Regions from separate parts of the Homo sapiens genome. Here regions 1 and 2 are each linked to region 3. The links are chromatin contacts, found by Hi-C in ENCODE. All regions are on one chromosome and are shown on one strand. The core of a region is the stretch at or near the end of the contact, and the rest is flanking DNA. Distances in the headings are between cores, read along the strand shown.

Evidence for each region. Hi-C counts contacts between places; a loop is a spot of excess contacts on that map. Pooled maps may share reads with other maps.
Region 1: a pooled map shows a loop between it and region 3 (2.8-fold over the local background). The contact joins two enhancer-like sites. A Hi-C loop is called at or near these places in 3 of 37 single-sample maps with no recorded cell type and 3 of 50 pooled maps.
Region 2: a map with no recorded cell type shows a loop between it and region 3 (5-fold over the local background). The contact joins two enhancer-like sites. A Hi-C loop is called at or near these places in 2 of 37 single-sample maps with no recorded cell type and 2 of 50 pooled maps.

The regions. Positions count from the first base shown.
Region 1 is chr15:65,913,784-65,916,665 of GRCh38, forward strand. MEGF11 (multiple EGF like domains 11) reads right to left here. Exons shown (of 26, transcript NM_001385028.1): 18 at 2,365-2,493; 19 at 1,687-1,815; 20 at 1-190. Among named protein-coding and RNA genes, the nearest start is that of RAB11A, 46 kb to the left of the region's middle. Within about 2 kb of position 1,633, at least 5 of the 41 ENCODE cell types and tissues checked have a DNase peak (open chromatin) inside an H3K27ac peak, as active enhancers do.
Region 2 is chr15:65,818,392-65,821,091 of GRCh38, forward strand. All of the region lies in intron 1 of LOC105370866 (a long non-coding RNA gene), which reads left to right. Among named protein-coding and RNA genes, the nearest start is that of DENND4A, 27 kb to the left of the region's middle. Within about 2 kb of position 1,385, at least 6 of the 41 ENCODE cell types and tissues checked have a DNase peak (open chromatin) inside an H3K27ac peak, as active enhancers do.
Region 3 is chr15:67,083,768-67,086,608 of GRCh38, forward strand. The region is part of intron 1 of SMAD3 (SMAD family member 3); the gene reads left to right. Among named protein-coding and RNA genes, the nearest start is that of SMAD3, 20 kb to the left of the region's middle. RefSeq lists an enhancer at 1-2. Within about 2 kb of position 1,549, at least 10 of the 41 ENCODE cell types and tissues checked have a DNase peak (open chromatin) inside an H3K27ac peak, as active enhancers do.

The DNA of each region.
Region 1 (2,882 bases), core at 383-2,882, 1.2 Mb before region 3:
GAGACACGGGGAGCCAGGTCTCGGCCCTTCTCTTTCTGCCGCCGCCGATGCCAGGCAAATAGGCCCAGCAGCACCACAATGAGGAATAACAGGAGCATGATGCCTGTGACAGCACCCACCGAGTGCCGCTCTGCACCCAGTGCTGGGCTGATCTTGGTGTAGGGATTCAGCTCCTCCATCATGAGGGCAGCTGCGGGCAGAGGGAGGGCCTGAGCCTGGGGCTGGCCTTCTTGCGCTTCAGGTCTCCTGGGCCTGGGTTCAGATGCGTGTAACCCCTCTAATGTTAGGAGATCTGGTTCTGGCTTTGGCCCGATTCCTGAGTCCCTATGTGACTACCCCCAGCCCTCACTGTGCCTTCATCCCTAAAGGGGATGGAGTCTCAGGGTCATGACAAGGAGCAATTGTGACTGTCGATGTGAAACAATAAATATTATTTTACTCTGTTCCAAAAATGAGTTAACAGATATTAATTCATTTACTCTTCAGCCCTGTGAAGGGATTAGTATTTTCCTTTCACAGATGAAAAAACCAATTTATCAAAAGGTTAGGTAATGTGCCCAAGATTACATAACCTATAATTGGCGGAGTCAGGAAAAATTGAACACAGCTCCTCTCCCTGCTTCCTAATTGTGTGGCTCAGAGTCCCTGGTTTGCTCATTTGTAACATGGGGACAATAACCCCACCCTCCCCAGTCGTGAGCACCAAGTGATAGACTGGCAAGGAAGGCTCTTAAGTACTGTGCTGTTATTTCCAGGATGACTGCCCGCAGGACCCCTCTTGGTTATATATGTGAGGGCTGCCCCCACCCTCCATGCTGATGCTTAGTCTAGGAGGCTGTCCTGCCAGGCCCACAGTGTCTAGACTTCTCCTTGACTGTTGGCTGCTGGCTGAACTGAGCTGGCCAACATCACTAGGGAGGTAAATGTGCTGCAATATCGTTCTCAGTGATTTATCCTCAGAATGCAACGGAAATCTGTCTTTTGGCTCCTTTTCTGTAATGTGAATAATTGAGAGCCCATTTTCATCCCCCATCTAGAACCAACATGTTTGCAGCACATTATAAAGGCTTTTATATAACAAAGCCAGCATTTATTGGAGTGTTCACTTATGGGCCAGGCACCCCGCTGAATCTCTTACTCATACTGTCTCAACGTGATTCTCACAACTGGACCCTGGGACTCCATCCCCTTTAGGCCCTATGAGGTGTCATCCGACTGTAGTGCTAGAACCAAGGTTGAGCCCCTTTGGGCTCCTCGGCCTTCAGAGTAACCTTGTGTCATGGGGGAAGATGATTAATCTACTCTTCCCGCTTTGCATGTGGAGTAACAGGCCTAGCAAAATCAAATAACCTACCCAAGGACACCTGGCGGGTAAGGCAGAACCAGAACTTGGCAGATATTCTAACTTGGTCTGGTGGCCTTTCCATAGTACTAGCTTGTGGCTACCCTTGCTTGGCTCATGGGAAACTTGCCAAGGGTGAGCCTAGGGAGGCTGTGACTGAGAGACTGCCTGCTCCTTATGCCTCTTCAGCACTTGGAGCCTCTGCAGCCCACCCTATTCCTGCTGTCCTCACAAATGTGAATAAAGGGAAGTATCATCAAATCCAGCTGTTCGAGTTGGAATCTCCCTAGAGCTGCCATGGGGCCCTTTCCACAGACCCCGGGGCTCTGCCACGTGTGTATTACCTTGGTCACACCTGATTCCTTTGAAGCCAGGGCTGCAGTAACAGGTGCCGGTGACATGGTCACAGGTGGAGTTGTTCATGCACTCACATAGCTGCTGACACCCATAGCCAAAGGTTCCTGGGGCACATCCTGTGTGGCACAAAGAGTTAGGGTAGAGGACCCACTCACTCTCCACCCCTCCCCTTCCATGTTTAGACAGCTATGGCAATAAGCCTGTTTTGCCTCCCACTGAGTGAAGCCTATTCCCTTAGCTCCTGTTGAGGAGCATTTATAGCACTGAGTGGGGGACACAGGGACAGAGGAGGAGTGAGCAGGGCCCACTCACCCCTACTTCCTCCTCATGCAACACATTTAAGCAGTATCTTCCACCTGCCATGCCCTAATCTGAATGCCATAGGGACTTTAAAGAATAATAAAAAAAAAATCCTGCCTCCCACTATTCTCTCATTACTTGCTATGACCTCTGCCCTAAATGCCCCCACCAACTGAAGGGAGAAATTCTTCAAACAATAATGTAGGCATGACCTTCCTCAGCATTTTTCCTTGGAAGTTGTCCCCAAAGTCAAGGGACCAAGGGGTACAGAGCCCTGAGTGAGTGGACCTTGAAGTGGGAGCCATCCTCTGCAGGAGGGTAGGGCCCAGCAGCATCACCCAGGATCAGGGGTCAGGGCAGCTTACTCTGCTCACAGTGTTGCCCGGTGAAGCCTGTGCGGCAGGTGCACTTGCCACTGATGTGGTCACAGCTGGCGCCATTCTGACACTGGCATACGCGCCCACAGTCCTTCCCAAAAAATGCTGCTGGGCAGCCTAGAGAAACAGGATTTCCAGTCACGAGAGTTGCTGCTGGGTGGGGACAAGGGGGACAGCAGGAACCAGACCTGTCTTCTGTCTCTTTTTTTGCTGAGCATGGGATGAAGACTAGTGAGACCCTGCACCAGAGTTGTCTCCCTGCTCAGGATCTTCATGCTGAAGTGGTAGGGGCAAGGTGATCGTTGCCTTTCCAAGACAGAGGGGCCTTGGAACCACAGGTCAGGCTAGGGTCTACTTCCTGTGTGGACACAGGCTGCTCCTCCCCACTCTGGGCCCCACTGTCCAAGGAAGGTCTGGTCTTGGTGATTGCTGGAGTACCTTGCAGCCCTGACCTTCCAGGACTTTGGGCTTGTCAATCCCCTGAATCCAGTCAGGTCTGGAGCTGC
Region 2 (2,700 bases), core at 135-2,634, 1.3 Mb before region 3:
CCCTCGGCTTTACCTTGTCTCTGGAACCATTGTGAAGCCCAAGCTGCAGTTCACCAGGTTGAGCAAATGCCCTTAGGGCAAAGTGATCTCAGGGCCATAGCATCAAACAACCCCAAGAGCATCATTTAGGTGAATAGAATCCAAATGGTGCCTCCTGGTGTTGTACACCTGGACAGTGTTGTCCACTTACCTGTCTGGATTCCTTCTTCACTTCTCTTTGACCTAATAATTTCTTTCTTTCTTGCCCATGCTCAATGCTTCTAAGAGGTTTAAGATTTTTTTTAATTCAGCCTTTTTAATTGTTTCCAGTGGGAGGTGCAGTGTGAATTCCTAGCCTGCCATATACCTGGAAACAGAGCTCTCAAAACTCAACTTGATATACCCTACGATTTATAAAAATATCTGATAGCCCAATTTGTTCAATTCATAATTACCTTTTTTTTTCTGGCACCAAAGCTTTAATTAGGAATAGTTTGATGGAATCAGAAAGAATCCATAATCCGTGGTACTTAACTCTTCCCTCAATGAATATTGCTAACAAATGTATGGATTTACATTGAAATACCAAAGTAGCTCAAAGATCTCATAGTGACCACAATTTTTAAAATAGTGACCACATTTTAAAATGTTTCTCAGAAAATGAGTATGTTAAACCAAAATCATGTGTGTCACTTGCATGGAAAGTGCTGTGTCTCCATAGTTACACTAAAACATAACAAGTACAAAGGGGAAATGTCTCTTGGTGGTTGATAAGCTAAACGGAAGTGAGTCTTGTTCTACTATAATACTAGAAATGTTTTTAAACTTTCGCTCAAGGATGGAGGGTTTCATATCCTTCTGTATTACCCCTTGCTAAAACATAAGTAAGCATAGTTATGGAAAAAACACATGGGCAGTCATTGCTAAGACTCAGTGTATTGATGTCGTGTAGAAAAACATGATACAGAGATCTGTTTTTGTGGTTTATTTAATTGTCTTTGTTGTTTATAGTATTTGCTCTGAAGTATAACTCTATAAAATTTTAACAAAGACAAAGACAATCTGTCTTAGCCCAATATTAGCCCTATTCCCCACTTGGGAAAAAGTATTTTATAACACATATCAAATCAGCCTTGGAGACCATAGCATCCAATTATGCCTAGAGTGTACTAGATATTCGATAAGTGTTTGTTGAGTCAATTACTTAATGGACAATATATAATGGGTTGTTGTAAATAAAGCAGAGCAGTGACTAAAATGTTGACTTGGTCATATTGTGGGAGCATTAAAGAAGGAAAACGCCTGGGATTCAATGCCCATTCTAGGGCTGTCTGGTGCTATGGCTCTGGGTAATCCATAACCACCCGGGGCCCCAGTTTCTTCATTACTTGCCCTGTTCTTTGGTCAGACTGCACAGTCACTCCCTGTACATGCAGCATAATTTCCCAGTTCAGGGTCCTTGTCCTTATGGTTATCTAAAATGCCCTTGCCCCATCCGCTGTATGACTAAACCTATCTAGTCATGATATCCTACTTCTTTTAATCCTTCTAGTATAAATACTCTCCCACCAAGCTTCCTTGACACCACCCTGACTAGAAGCTAACTTTTCCTCTGAGCTTTTTGAATAGCATCTTTTTTCTTTTAACTCAAATGGTGTCATTTTTAATACTTTATAGCTTATATTATGATCTTTTATGTAGATATCCATACTATACTGCTTCTTTGCTAGACTGAATGTTCATAAGGGTAGAACCCATGCTTGCTATATTTTTGTAGTTCTCCATAACACCTAGCAAAATACATTAAAGATTATATGTGCTCAGTAAATATCTGTTGAATCTGAATATAGAGCATAATAATGCTTTTAATGCTTTCCTTTCTCTCTTTTCTTTCTTTCTCTTTCTTTTCTTTAATCTTTCTTTTATTTTCTCTTTCTTTCTCTTCCTTTCTTTTCCTTTCCTTTTCTTTCCTTTCCTTTCTTTTCTTTTCTTTCTTTTTGATAGGCTCTCATTCTGTCGCCCAGGCTGGGGTGCAGTGGCGCGATCTTGGCTCACTGCAACCTCCACCTCCTGGGTTCAAGTGATTCTCCTGCCTCAGCCTCCCCAGTAGCTGGGATTACAGGTGCCTGCCACAACACCCAGCTGTTTTTTGTATTTTTAGTAGAGACAGGGTTTCACCATGTTGGCAGGCTGGTCTCAAACTTCTAGTCTCAAGTGATCTGCTTGCCTTGGCCTCCCAAAGTGCTGGGATTACAGGCATGAGTCACTGCACCCCGTCCAATAATAATGCTTTTGTTTTCTTTTCTTTCTTTTTTTTTTTTTTTTTTGAGGCAGAGTTTTGCTCTGTCCCCCAGCTGGAGTGCGGTGGTGGGATCTCGGCTCACTGCAACCTCTGCCTCCCGGGTTCAAGTGATTCCCCTGCCTCAGCCTCCTGGGTAGCTGGGACTACAGGCATGCGCCACATGCCCGGCTAATTTTTTCTTCTTATTTTAGTAGAGACGGGGTTTCACCACGTTGGCCAGAATGGCCTCTATCTCCTGACCTCCTCGTGATCCACCTGCCTCAGCCTCCCAAAGTGCTGGGATTACAGGCATGAGCCACTGCACCTGGCCCCAGTAATGCTTTTCTTGCTGATGATAGAGGGCTGCATCAAATTATAGCTTGAGGCCATTTATACCTTGTAGACCAATGATTGTGGAGCATTAATGGGGAATGCTGGAT
Region 3 (2,841 bases), core at 299-2,798:
CTTCTTTCTCCTCACACAACCTACTCTGATGTTCATGATTACTGGAGCCCCCAGGTTCTAAAAAGTGTTGAATTAGCAAGTGAACAAATAAAATGAGACCCAAAGAAACTGTGATCTTAGCATCCTGTTTTCTGGGTGAGGTTGAGGGTCCTTGGCCTCTCTTGCTGGTGGAGATGGGCTTTATGACTTTGGGGAAGTCAACTTGACTTCCTGGGTGTTGGTCTTCTCTTCTACAAAATGACAAGCTTGAAGGGAGAATCTGAAAGAATCTGTGTATCCGTTCTCAGATTTTCTTTTTTTTTCTTTTTTTTTTTTTTTTTTTTTTTGAGATGGAGTCTCGCTCTGTCGCCCAGGCTGGAGTGCAGTGATGCGATCTCGGCTCACTGCAAGCTCTGCCTCCGGGGTTCATGCTATTCTCCTGCCTCAGCCTCCCGAGTAGCTGGCACTACAGGCGTCTGCCACCACACCTGGCTAATTTTTTTTTTTTGTATTTTTAGTAGAGACGGGGTTTCTTTGTGTTAGCCAGGATGGTCTCCATCTCCTGACCTCGTGATCTGCCTGCCTCGGCCTCCCAAAGTGCTGGGATTACAGGCATGAGCCACCGTGCCTGGCCAGTCTCAGATTTTCATGATAGCCCTCTGAACTCTCCTTGGCTTCTTGCCTTTGGCTGTTTTCTCAATGCATATATTTTCCTGGGGGACAAATCTAAGTTTTCATCTGATGCTCTGCCTTCAGAGGGGAACCATTCCTTAATGACCTATTTAATTGTATTATCATTGTTGTTTAATTCATCACATATTTACTGAGCTTCTTTTGTTGGTGGTGGTGCCATCAGACACAGTGGTCCAGGAGCTGCAATGCGTTGCTGATGAGGATGGTCACACATAGCTCTGCCCTCATGGAGCGTCCCAGGGTGAAATGAGACCTCCCCTGAGAACCGACTCCCAGGGTAGGGGAAATCAGTCTGCAGGCAAAGAGGAATTCAAATTTAGCCTGAAGCACAGGTTTTCTGTGCTTCTAGGCACCGGCTGCATTCCAACCGTAGTGCCATAAAAATACAGGAAGGAAGGGAAACGTGTTCACAGGTTGGTTAGAGATGTGGAAACCAACAATCAGCTCTCTCTTATCCGTAAGAAACTAGAATCTACTGCTGGCTTCAGTCCCTCAGACCTGCTGCTCAACAGAGTGCCCTTTCAAACCTGGGTTAGACTCTGTGCTAATGGCTTTTTTCATGAACCTCAGACAGCCGGAAAGTATATTCTTTGAGGATTATGATCGACTAGGATGCTCGGGAATCTTTAAAGAGAAGCACTATCTTGGCTATATTTGCCCTCAGTTGTTTTAAGGCCAGTGAGGAGACTGAGCATTTCAGAGGTGAAGCATTTAGAGGATGGCCTCTGAAAGCATACGGCTCAGTAAACAACTGACCCATCCTTTGTCACCGTTTTTGTCCAGCGGCTGTCACCATAGGGGCTCCTCTGGTGTGGAGGAGAGAGAATTAGAGGCAGCAGGCCTGGGTTCTAGGTCTGCCTCATTGTGAACCAGCTTCAGGACCTTGGGTGAGTCACTTTTCTGCCCTGGCCCCTGGCTTCCTCTTCTATAAACTGAAGGTGTTGGCTTAGCAGGATTTTAAAGTTTCTTCCACCTTAAAAACTCTGATTCCTGCACTTGCATTCAAAGAAATGACTCTATTACTCATTTGAATAGTTTCAGAATCACTGTATAGTCAACTCTGGACTAGAAATGGGGGCCTGCAGTTGAGGACAGGATGGAAAGAGGTTTGGGGTTCAGGGTGGGCTGTGAGGGCTAGGATTCTTGATTCCTCATGATTTGCAATTGGTTGTTGGTGTTACCATGGAAGGTTCTCAACCATGGCTGCTTTTAAAAATTTTGATGCTCAGACCACCCCTGGAGACCAGTGAATTTCAAATTTCTACAGGCCGGCCTGGGGAAATCCATGTTTTTTAACTTTCCTAGGTGATTCCGGTATGTGGCCGGGATTGAGAATCACAGCCATAGATGCTTATGTAAAGCTGTGTTCAGTGTTACAGGCATCTGTTCTGGGTGGAAAGTGATAGTGGTTGGTCAAAAAAAAAGCGTGCACACACACACACACACACACACACACACACATACACAGAGAACAGCTCTAGGTTCTGGAAGTGTGTTGATTTGGTCACCACAAGTGCTGGTGGTGAGTAGTTGCCCTGAGGTTTGGAGTTCCAGTTCCCTCCTATCTCTGGGTCAGTGGTTTCTCAACATCTTTGAAGTAGTGAAACCATCTGTAGTTGGTTATTTCTGCTCAGAAACTCACAGTACAAAGTGGGGGGTGGTGCAGGGGGGTGGAGCTGGAATGGATTAAACAGGCCCTTACAAATGCCCACACTTTTTTCATGAAACTAAGTTAGAGGCCTTAGCCAACTCCAGCATACCTTAGTGTCAGTTCTTTGGCATTGCCCCGGTGGATTCTAGGGGCTGTGAAGGCTGTAGGGGTGTGTGTTACTCCCTGCTGCTTTGGTGAGAGAGTGTCCCTGTCTTTGGCTGAGAGCATCCTGTCCTGCCACTTCATCAGCAGTAGCATCTAAACAGCCCTTGAAGGGAATCAGTATCTACAGCCTAAGAAATCTGATGGGACACATCTCTCTGCATTAAAATATTAACAGAAAAGGTCAAACTGGGAAGGGGCAGCTAAGTTGGAATATCTCATTCAGGTAAAGGGATGGGCTTGTGGATCCTTAATTGGTGTGAAATGCGCCCTAGGAGGGGAGACTATATCAGTGCTGAAAGCCCTTGAGGGCTTTCACAGATGAAGGGGGATGGTATGAGAAGCTTTACAAATAA